Regions from separate parts of the Homo sapiens genome. Here regions 2 and 3 are each linked to region 1. Evidence: chromatin contacts called from ENCODE Hi-C or POLR2A ChIA-PET data. All regions are on one chromosome and are shown on one strand. The core of a region is the stretch at or near the end of the contact, and the rest is flanking DNA. Distances in the headings are between cores, read along the strand shown. Region 1 holds the start of FGF9 (fibroblast growth factor 9). Region 2 overlaps SPATA13 (spermatogenesis associated 13). Region 3 holds the start of MIPEP (mitochondrial intermediate peptidase).

What was found. Hi-C counts contacts between places; a loop is a spot of excess contacts on that map. ChIA-PET counts read pairs that join two places held with the same protein, here RNA polymerase II (POLR2A). Pooled maps may share reads with other maps.
Region 2: a map of CD4-positive, alpha-beta memory T cell shows a loop between it and region 1 (13-fold over the local background). The contact joins the enhancer-like site here to the promoter of FGF9 in region 1. A Hi-C loop is called at or near these places in 2 of 168 maps with a recorded cell type or tissue (CD4-positive, alpha-beta memory T cell and naive thymus-derived CD4-positive, alpha-beta T cell), 1 of 37 single-sample maps with no recorded cell type and 9 of 50 pooled maps.
Region 3: a loop to region 1 is called in a map of CD8-positive, alpha-beta T cell, with 13 times the contacts of the local background. The contact joins the promoter of MIPEP here to the promoter of FGF9 in region 1. A Hi-C loop is called at or near these places in 3 of 168 maps with a recorded cell type or tissue (CD8-positive, alpha-beta T cell, OCI-LY7 and naive thymus-derived CD4-positive, alpha-beta T cell) and 10 of 50 pooled maps. POLR2A ChIA-PET finds 5 or more read pairs at or near these places in 2 of 52 experiments (OCI-LY7 and naive thymus-derived CD4-positive, alpha-beta T cell).

Annotation. Positions count from the first base shown.
Region 1 is chr13:21,669,272-21,672,829 of GRCh38, reverse strand. It overlaps FGF9 (fibroblast growth factor 9), which reads right to left and starts at 1,757. Exons shown (of 3, transcript NM_002010.3): 1 at 641-1,757. The coding sequence starts at 917. RefSeq lists silencers at 1,770-1,829, 1,850-1,899, 2,680-2,939.
Region 2 is chr13:24,273,016-24,276,573 of GRCh38, reverse strand. All of the region lies in intron 4 of SPATA13 (spermatogenesis associated 13), which reads right to left. Among named protein-coding and RNA genes, the nearest start is that of SPATA13-AS1, 20 kb to the right of the region's middle. RefSeq lists enhancers at 1,304-1,363, 1,664-1,953. Within about 2 kb of position 1,898, at least 18 of the 41 ENCODE cell types and tissues checked have a DNase peak (open chromatin) inside an H3K27ac peak, as active enhancers do.
Region 3 is chr13:23,887,687-23,891,244 of GRCh38, reverse strand. MIPEP (mitochondrial intermediate peptidase) reads left to right here and starts at 1,845. Exons shown (of 19, transcript NM_005932.4): 1 at 1,845-2,113. The coding sequence starts at 1,925. PCOTH (prostate and testis expressed opposite C1QTNF9B and MIPEP) reads right to left here and starts at 2,377. Exons shown (of 4, transcript NR_172510.1): 1 at 2,234-2,377; 2 at 1,203-1,245. It overlaps C1QTNF9B (C1q and TNF related 9B), which reads left to right. Exons shown (of 5, transcript NM_001007537.3): 5 at 1-146. RefSeq lists enhancers at 1,446-1,505, 1,565-2,065.

The DNA of each region.
Region 1 (3,558 bases), core at 508-3,007:
AAACCCCTGAGCGCCCTGCCTCTTCCCAAGTCATTTTCCCCCAAGCCTCTGCCCCTGCTTTTCACGGAGCCTAAAATATGACTTTAGTCCTCCCAACAGGACAATCCGTCAGCAACCTTCGCCTATGGGGCTTTCAGACCCTCACAGGGGAGAATAAACAATGCACTTAATATACAATTCAAGTAGTATACTTACTAGAGGAAAGGGGGAAAGGAAAAAAACCTTAATTTGGGCACAAGATACCCACTGCCTTCAAGAAACTGCATTAAGTTCTTAGTAGTTAATGATTAAAGCTTTAAACTCGTGCAATCAGTCCATTCAAAAGAAACTTCCTAAACCCGTGTATCTGATGCAAAAGAACTGGAAACTTGTATTATATTTATAAATTATGCCCCCCTTTAAATTAAAAGTAGGGGGCCTTTCAGTGTATACTTGCATCAGTGCCAGCAGCAGATCTGCAATTCCGGAGGCATTTTTTTTTCGGAGCTGGCAAGACAGAGAGAGAGAGAGACAGAGATACAGAGAAAGAGGGGAGGAGGGGAGAACCCTTCCCACGTCCCCCACCCGGCCACCACCTTCTTGGTAGTTATAATTTCAACATGTCATCTCATGGACACTAAAGGGTTAATGGTATACCTACCAAATCGGCTGTGGTCTTTCCTGGTTCCCTGGATAGTACCATTGGGGAAGATTTCTAAGTGAAATCCAGTCCTGCAGTATAGCTGCCTCCGCCTGAGAATCCCCTTTAAATGATCCAAGTCCGTGACTGCGGGTCCCCTGGGGAGCCCCCCTGCTTCGGACTGACCCAGGTGGTCACTTAACAAAACCGGGCTGTCCACCGGCAACACGGGCACATTCCCAAACGGTACCGCATCCTGCACACCGAAATAGTTCCCAACTTCACCTAAGGGAGCCATCAGAGGACTCGGCTTTTGGAGCACAAGAATAAACAATAATGATGGTGTCAACCCAGGAGATATTAGGCGAGGTATATCCAACTCCCCTCCCTTACTGCAGTTGCAGAGAGAGAGAGAAAAAAAAGGTTCTTTTCTTCAATCCATTAAATGCATAAATAAAAGTAATCTGCTGTTTCACTGGCACAGGTTCAAGGTCAAACCACTGATAGTCTAAGAAACCACCACTTTATACTCACACACTGACATATTGATAAACATATCTATGTATCTCTATAGATAGATCCCCAGCTCTTAGCAGGCAGGAAGGTCTTCATCCCATCCGACCGTAATAAGGAAAAAAAATCCGTAGTTTCTCCATTTGGTTTGAGATCAGAATGACCATAGCAACTTAAATGCCTAGGCGTTATTATAGGGATTTTTAAGATGCACGGGCTACGTCAGAATTTACGGATCCTGACTCCAGGAAGGCATGCGCTGTTTTTACTCTCTAACCGACTCTGCAGACATCAGCATGAATCCTTCAAGGGGAAAAAAAAATCTCACGTTGGTGGCGGCGACAAATCTCCCCTCCCGGTCCCCCCTCCAAAAAATGATAATAATAATAAAACAAAAAGAAGAAGAAACTTTAGGCGTCCAAAGCTAGTATCCAGGATTCTCCAGAGGCTCGGCAGATGTCCATTGGCTTAGAACGGGTGGCGAGCGGCGAGCGAGGAGAGCCGCGTCCGGGAGCTCGCGTGCCGCCCAGGCTGCCGCGAACAGGTGTTGCCGCGCCGGCTCGCGGAGCGTTGTAGCCGGGCGGAGCGCTCCTCCTGCGCAGCCCCCGCCGGCGCGCAGAGTGGCGCAGGCAGCGGCATTGGGCTGGGTTTAAGGTAGCGCCGCCGCAGCCCGGGCTCCCCGCGGTCCTAGCGCCCGGCTTACTGCCCGCGCCGCTCTGCGGCAGGCGAGGTGCGGCGCGCCAGAGCGCAGGACTTCCTGGGAGGCAGTCGAGGAGCCCTGGCTTTACAAAGAAAAGCAAATGAAAGATGCACTGCGAGAGGCGGGAGGAAGAAACCCTGAGTCTCCCGAGACTCAAAGTTCTCCTGCAGAATAGAAGCCGGTAACCTACAATCTAGCTGGCTGGCTACATTGATGGAGGGTCAGAGTGAAACTGGGAAACTAGTTTTCACTGGGGCTCTGTAACCTTGCGTTGTATTATAGAATATGACTGAGTTGAGAGAGTCGGAGGGAAGGGGAGTTGATTTAATGGACTCGGATGGCCATGGCAGTTTCTCTTCCATTCTTCGGCCACACACACAGAAGCGCAAACTATGTTTCAGGTAAGATCAACTCCTCTCCCCCGTCACACACACACACACACACACACACGCAGATGCGGCCACCGTTTCTGTTTTGTTTGGAGCGTTCTGCTGGGCATCTTTGGGTTGGGGCTATGTTTAGGTCCCGCCCCGCTGCTCGGGTCCCGGCGGCCGCAAAGCAGTCGGCAGGGGGGCGCCAGAGAACCTTCTCTGTCCCCGACTTCGACTCGGGCGCGCGTCTTCGGGAGTCTGGGTGGAGGGGAGCGCTCCAGTAGGCGTCTTCTCGCCCTCAAACCACGCTGCTTAGGACGAGCGGCGCCATCCCAAGCCGTGCATCGGCTCGGGGAAGCGAAAGGCGAGTTCTGGTGTCTCACTCCACCGTCCGAAGCCCGCCGCGGAGCTGGGAGGGCCGGGCACTGGATGCTTGCGGGGCGCCCCGGGGCTGCAGCCGCTCCTTCCTGCTCTGCCCTGCGGGGCCGCACGTGGAAGCCTGAGCTCCGTTGCGCGGGCTCGGGTTTCTGTTAGCCGCCGGCGGCCTTCGCGCCCAGCGGGAGTCAGGGACAAAGAAACCCGCCTCCGGGGGCCGCCAGGGGCCCTGCCGGGCCGGGCCCGCCAGAGAGACTGGAGGCGGCGCGCTCTGCGCCCGGGACAGCCTGCCTGCGCCCGGATCCCCAGTGGCGGCGGGCGCGGAGCGCGGCGCCCCCCAACACACACACACACACACACACACACACACACACACACACACTCGCCCACAGCCCTCCCGCGGGGCCCCCCTTCCCTCCCCCTGCTCCTCTTTGTTCACATTGTCTTAGAAACGGCCCGACTCTCGGGTCAAGATGGTGAAAGTTGCCGAGACTTGAGCGCAGCTCCACACTGCGGGGCGTGCAACTGAGAAGCAAAGTCGAAAGCAGAGACTGAACCCCTGCGGTGGGGAAGCGAATCAAAACCTGGTTATGGGGGAGAAGTCGGATCCGCCTTAGTAGTCAGCTAAAGGCTGGAGATGCATAACTGGGGCTGGCCCTACTCCGGACGGGAGGGCTTCGCCTGAAGACGAAAGGGAGCGATGAATTTGCAGATTTCGGGGGCGCTGGAGGTGCCAGCGACCTGGAGCGACCTTCCCCTGCCCTCCGGGGAGGAAGGCGTGCTCCGGCCCGGGCGAGGAGGAAGGAGAGAAGAGCGAGTGGTCCTCCCCTCTTCCTTTCCCACCCCCCCTTTGCCGCAGTCCAGGGTCATTGGGTGTCCGGGGCTGGCTCGGTGCGTCTTGCTTACGTGTTTCTGAAGCATGAGAGCCCTGCCCCGTGGTATTTACAGCAGTCACATCCGCGGTGGTACAGAGCGGGCTT
Region 2 (3,558 bases), core at 649-3,148, 2.6 Mb before region 1:
TCTTGTACGACAGAACTTTTTCATCTTGCAGAACGGCCACACATATTAAACACCAACTTCCTCTTCTTCCTCTCCTGTTCCTTGGCAACCACCTTTCCACTTTCTGTTTCTATGATGTTGACTACTTTAGATACTTCATATGAATGGGATCATACAGTATATGTCCTTTTATGGCTGGTTCATTTCACTAAGCATAATGTCCTTGACATCCATTCATGTGTACCAAGTGTTAGAACTTCCTTCTTTTTAAACACTATATAATATTCCATTGTTTGGTTAGCACTTCCATTGATTTTTAAAAAAGGAAAAAACCAAAAATATTCCATTGTGAGTATACACACCACATTCTGTTTACCTGTTTGTGGGTGAACATTTGGGCTCCTTTTACTACTTGGCTATTGTGAGTAATGTGCTACTATCTTTTTGAGACCCTGCTTACAACTCTTTAGCATACTTGATCAAATGGTAGTTCTAGTTTTAATTTTTGGAGGACTCTCCATACTGTTTTCCACATGGCTGCATCATTTCACATTCCCACCAACAGTGCGCAACAGTTCCAATTTCTCCACATTCTCACCAACCGTAGTTTCTTTTGTTGAAAAAATTGGTGTGGAAAAAACATTTTTTGGGGGAGGGGTGAGGGACAAGGTCTTGCTCTGTCGCCCAGGCTGGAGTGCTGTGGCGCGATCTCAGCTCACTGCAGCCTTTGCCTCCAGGGTTCCAGAGATTCTCCTGCCTAAGACTACCGAGTAGCTGAGATTACAGGTGCGTGCCATCACATCCAGCTAATTTTTGTATTTTTAGTAGAGATGGGGTTTCGCCATGTTGGCCAGGCTGGTCTCAAACTCCTGACCTCAGGTGATCCACCTGCCTTGGCTTCCCAAAGTGCTGGGATTACAGGCGTGAGCCACTGCACCTTGCCCAAAAAGCCATTTTTGGAAACGATCTTGTAAACAAGAAGCAAAGACTGCTCCAAATTGAAATCAGTTTTAAAACCCCAAATGCCTACATACAATCAATATGAGAGCAGACAGAGCAGGCTCTTTCTACAACACTTCCCGCAGCTTCAGTCAGGTAGAAGGAGCACACCCTTGGTCATCAAAACTGCGTGCTGACCATCAGCGCCTCTCTGACTGGGGACAATTCCAAGAGAACACATCTGTTCCACAGAGTACTATCAATTCCAAAAATGTAATAAAGTGAATTTATAATGCTCTTGTTCAATAACCATGGTTAACCATCACTCCTAGAAACACTGCCCTCTGGGGGCCCCTGATTCCTGGGGCTGCATTGGTCCTTCCCCAGTCCATCCCTTACACAAATGTCTCATTTTCCTCCCCCTCTCTGCTTTCCTCCTGGCTGCAGCTGTCAGTGAGTAGAATGCCCCAGTCCCCATTTTCAGCCCTGGCCACTTTTAGCTTTAGGAACTACTACAGAGAACAATGTGGTAGCCATAGAGGAGGTGTCATTTTTTTAAATTGGAAGGATTGTTACAAATACAGTTAGAGAAGACATCAGGAAAAAAAAAGCCCCTGACTGATAAGTGGGGGAGGGTAGTCCTGGTGAGGGTGTGATAACAGGGTGGAGGTTGAGGTGTTCTGTTAAATGAAAGGGAGGTGAGATCTAACACAGCCCTTAAACATCAGGCACTTGACAACAAGGAGACATAGATTTAGCTATTTTCATGAGGCACTCTCCAACACTGCCTAGCTAATGAGCAGCTGGTTCCCGACCAGCATCTCCCACCCAGCATCACTCCTTGGTGGGGAATTTCCCCTCCCTTGACTTCAGGGAAATTCCCCCACCCTTAAAATAATCTGCTAAAATCATGTATTTGAGAAAACCTCTTGCTGATGGCTCAGACTTCCTCAGAGTTGAGATAAGCCATTCTGACTTCCCATCTTAAAAACAGAAATGGCAAGCCCAGGCGGGCAGCTCGTGTTCACAGCTGGGAGCAGCTGTCACGGGCTGCTGCTCTGTGGGCTGAAACTATGGGTGAACCCCAAGAGCTCAGGCCACGGAGATGCACACAGAGGGAAAGAGCTGGGTCACAGGAACTGACAACGTCAAAACATGATGCACAATTTCCAGGGTCCATCCCCCTTCAGTGGTTCCCAAACACCCAGGGCCTGTGGCATCTAATCACATGGAAAATGTTTAGAAAAATAAAGATCCTCCCCTGCCCTGGGCCACTGAGTCAGGTTGGGTGGTGGTAGTGGGGAAGGATGTTGGCTGAGAATTTATTTTGAAAAGCTCCTCAAATGATTCTGACACCTGGAAAAATTTGGGAACCACTGGACCTTCAGGTTAAGCTTACTTAAACCACACCACATGCTCAGGTTGTTCTAGGACATATGCCTTTTGTTGCCTGTCCATGCAGCAAGCCACAAGTTGCAGGCAATGGATTCTGATTGCATTGGCTGGAAACCTCTGCGTTAGCCAATGTGTACCACTGAATGTTCCTTATTCCAACGAATAGGACAAAATCCTTCCATCCGTCCACGCTGACCTCTCCGCCTGGAGCAACTTTCCCACCCAAAACAGCCCATCAAATTCTGGCTCATCCCTCAAAAGTTTAACCATTGGCCGGGCGCAGTGGCTCATGCCTGTAATCTCAGCACTTTAGGAGGCTGAGGCAGGAGGATTGCTTGAGGCCAGGAGTTCAAGACCAGCCTGGGCAACATAGCAAGATCCCATCTCTATTTAAAAATAAACTTAAGGAAACAAAAACCAACCAAACAACAAACAAAAGTTGTAACCATCATTGCTTGGTGACGGTTCCATGACTTATTTTTCAGTTCCCTGATCCTCTGCCATAACAATATCTGCCTTTGATGTTCTATAAACATGTTAGACTAACCTCTTTTAAAATATGTATCGCATTTACATTATAGTTATTATTAAGTTTATATCTGTCCCTTTATATCCTGTCCCTACTCTTATCCTAGCTATGACTTTCTCAAGGACAAGGAACATGCTTAATAGTCAGTGTTGGGTGACTGAATTAAAGTATGAAATATGTTTCATGTTCCAGAATGTAAACTGTTAGTGTTGGAAAAGTCACTAGTATATCTAATCTAGACTTTCAAGCCATTCTTCACAAATAGTATTTTTCAATCTTTTAAACATGTGGACAACAATAAGATCAAAAGGAATCCTAGAAACTGACATATTAACTCTCACTAATAATCTGTTATTAATGTCTAAGGAGCTTTGAAGAATCATTCTCTTAATGTATAGCTTCACATCAGTATTCAACTTAGGGCCCTGCACCCTGGGCAGCCAACACCCCATTGGCTCCAGACCCCACAACCAAGCCAGCAGCTCCACTCCCTCCTGCTCTCAAAACTCAGCCTCTGTCCCGTCTCCAGTTCAGAGCTGGGGCGTCGTTGGCTCTGGGCTTCTTTGTATCTTGCGGTGAGCTCTTAGGTTTTACCTTTGACTTGTCCCACAGTGCCTGTCTTCTGTTCCTAGCCAGGAGCTGCTCGTCCTGGGGCTGCTGGCTCTGAGCACGGCTCCTCCCGTCCATCCTGGCTGACACCTGCCGATCCATCCTGG
Region 3 (3,558 bases), core at 596-3,095, 2.2 Mb before region 1:
CTTGGGATGAACTTATTCAGATGGTTTTACTTTATTAATTCCTCCAATTATTACAATAATCATAAAAAGGTGAAAACGGAAAAGTTATTCCCAAAACTGATTCTATGTAACTTACTATTTTTCCAGGAGTAAATATTTAAAATAGCTGCATGGTTTATTCTAATTTATTTCACATTTCTTATTCCTATTATCTGAAGAATCCTTTGTCTGTGCATTTCTTGTGGGAAGAGTGTTTTGATATCATTTTAGTGCTCTGAGGAGTCATATGAAGATGTATCCCTCATCTGTGTTTCTGAGGACATTAAGGGGAAATTAGAGGGAAATGTTTATTCCATTTAGTACTAGTAACAGCTTTAAGCTGGTGATGCTGTCACACTCCAGAAAGCTGTAGACACTGCTCATTTTGTCTTTTTTTAAAAAATGTATTTTTAAGTTCTGGAATACATATGCAGAACGTGCAGGTTTGTTACATAAAAATGTGCTGTGGTGGTTTGCTGCATCTGTCAACCCATCACCTATGCAGGTATTAAGCCCTGCATGCATTAGCTATTTGTCCTGGTGCTTTCCCTCCCATTTTGCTCATTTTCTAACCTAGGTTTTAATCACCATTCTATCCAACAAATCATTGTTTGATCATTATTTGCCAGACATGAATCTCTACTTGTTTTCTAGGATCGCCCTAATAAAGTACACAAACTGGGAGTCTTTAAACAACAGAAACGGACTTTCTCACAGTTCTGTAGGCTGGAAGTTTGAGATCACCGTAGCAGCAGGGCCATCCTCCCTCCAAAGGGGATACAGGAGGATGCAGCCTTGCTGCTTCCAGCTTCTGGCAGCTGGTGGCAGCATCACTCCAGTCCCCGCCTCCATCTTCAGGTGGCTGTCCTCCTCCTGTATCAGCCAAATTTTCCTCTTCTTACAAGAACAGCTTCCCTAATCTAGTATGACCCATCTTAATCATAATTGCAAACTCCATATTTTCAAATAAGGTCACATGTACAGGCACCGAGGGTTAGGACTTCAGCATCTATTTTGGGAGACACAGTTCAACCCAATCTGCCCTCTGGTTCCCAAAATTGATTTCCTTCTCATGTGCAAAATACATTTTCGCACCATGTCAACATTACCAAAAGTCTTAACACTTTCCGCATCAACTCCTCTCACCATCTACATCATTTAAATAAGCTACAGAGGAGACTTACTGTGTGATTCATCGTGTGGCAAAATGTCTCTCCATCTGTGATCCTGTGAAGCGAGACGAGTTAATCCACTTCTAAAAGACCGGGGGTTGGAGGGGGAGACAGGCATAGGGTAGACAATCCATTCCAAAAGAGAGAAAGGGGAAGGAAAAAAGGGTTCACGGGTCCCAGGCAATTCTGAAACCCTGGAGGGAAAATCCCATTAGACTTCTTTCACTATTTCCCATCTAAAATTTTTAACTGAGCTATGCAAGAGTAAAAAGTTACCGGACAGAGACACCAAACAGAGAAGTGCAGGATAAATTTACCAAGAGAGTAGGTTAAAAGGGAAACTTCTCCTTCAGGCCTATGGTGGGCATTTCTTGTTTACTCAAGTACCTGCCGTCTCTCAAAGAATATCTAATGTCCACTGGAATTCGAATATGTCATGATTTTACTCGCGCCCACCCCTAGTCAACTTGGGAGGGAAGCGCAACCCTAGCCTTTTCTTACTCTGGACACAGGGGGCGGTAAACCGGGAGGGCGGCCGAGAAGGCGAGGGGGAGCGACGCTCTTGCTCTCTGGACGACAACGTGCCCACGTCCTGAGGCCGCGCCCAGACCCGGAAGCGGGGCCGTCACGTGGGGCGGCGTGGGCTGCTGCCTTGGAAACGCGGAGCGCGCGCTCCCAGCGAAAGCAGCAGGGCAGGGATCTGCGTTGGAGGAAGGGACTGCTCTGGTGCTAGAATGCTGTGCGTCGGAAGGCTGGGCGGCTTGGGAGCCAGAGCAGCAGCTCTGCCGCCCCGCCGGGCGGGCCGGGGAAGCCTCGAAGCCGGGATCCGGGCCCGAAGGGTCAGCACCAGCTGGTCTCCCGTGGGCGCCGCCTTCAATGTCAAGCCCCAGGGCAGCCGCTTGGACCTGTTCGGCGAGCGCCGGGTGAGCGGCGCAGGAGGAGCTCCCCTCAGTCCCCGAGCTAAGCCGACCCCTGCTCCGCGCGGCCAGCAACAATCAGGGCGAGATTGTTTGGGCCTGGGAGGAGGCGAGCAGCGAACCCACCTTTTACAGTGGCGTCTTGTGTGCGCTCTCGATGAGGGCAAGGTCACCTCTGCTTTGAGGGGCCGGGTTTAGTGGTCTCCTACCCAGAGTGTCGGGTCCGGGAACTGCTTCTGCATGAGCCCCTTGCTCCACGTGAATCTGAATAGTTCGTTCTGGCAGTGGCGGTGAATTCGTCCTGCCAGGACCCGCCCTCTGCATACACTCAGGCGCACCCCTGCTAAAGCCCTTTAGCTCCAGCGCTACAGTCCTGCCTTAAGAGGCCTATCCCTGTGCGTTCACAGGCGGCATCACATGGTCTTTTTGCAAGGACACGGCTGCCTGCAGTCGAGTAATGGTAATTTCATTAATACCTGAAATTCCATCATCTATTAATTAATTTATTTCAAAGCTTTGGGCTTTCTTGTTTTAAAACACAAAACTCTGTTGAGACGAGTCTCACTTCCCATAGTGCCATGGAATTGGTCACTTTGATTTCTTACCCCAGGAAGTCACTAGCCTGCGTTGTCTAGTGAAAGGTGAGAGGAAGGCAAGGTTGGAAAGGACTTACCTGATGCCTGTTCTACTTGGAGTTTGTACATTTTGTCCGTTTTAGGTTAAGGATTACTTTTATTTTTGCCTTTTAAAATTTCGTTATACTGTATTGCCTTATAAAGACAAGTCTAGGGTATTGTTGCACTGAGCTAAAGTGTGTGATTCTTGTTTTATCTCCATTATCAGTTTTGTCTATTTAAAAATTATTTTGTGTGAAATTTGCTACACCACCTTCCTTAAGGGTATGTAGTGTTGGTATTAACATAGTTGGTGTGAAGAGACCTACTTGTAGGCGCTGAGCAGAAAGACGTGAGGGGAAGCCTGATTTTGGGTGGATGAGATATAACTAATTTTAGCTTTTATTTTTCCCTTTTTGTATCATGATATTCGGCACTGATAGCAGATTTTCAAATTTTAGAATTGATTTTTGCCTTGAAAAAAAAAAAGCCTTATTCAGTTTTTTAGCATTATGGTCACTGGTAATCCGATAGTTAGAATTCCCGAGAGCAATATGGGCAGGTTGTACTGGGAAGTGGAAGTAGTCTGTGCTTGAATCAAATTAAATCAGTATAAAGATGACATTTGTTTTTGGTCCTGATTTTCCTTTGTCTCCCACTGACTTTCTTTTATTTTATTTTTTATCTTGTAATATATTTTGAAGAGAGATTACTAGCTTAACTTCATCCATCCCTTCTTGTAGAAACAGTAGGGCTTGTCAGGCCTGAAGGTTTACCTGTTCGTATTTCTGAAAATCTATGCGTTAAGCACCTACAAAGTGAATTAACAAAGCCTAG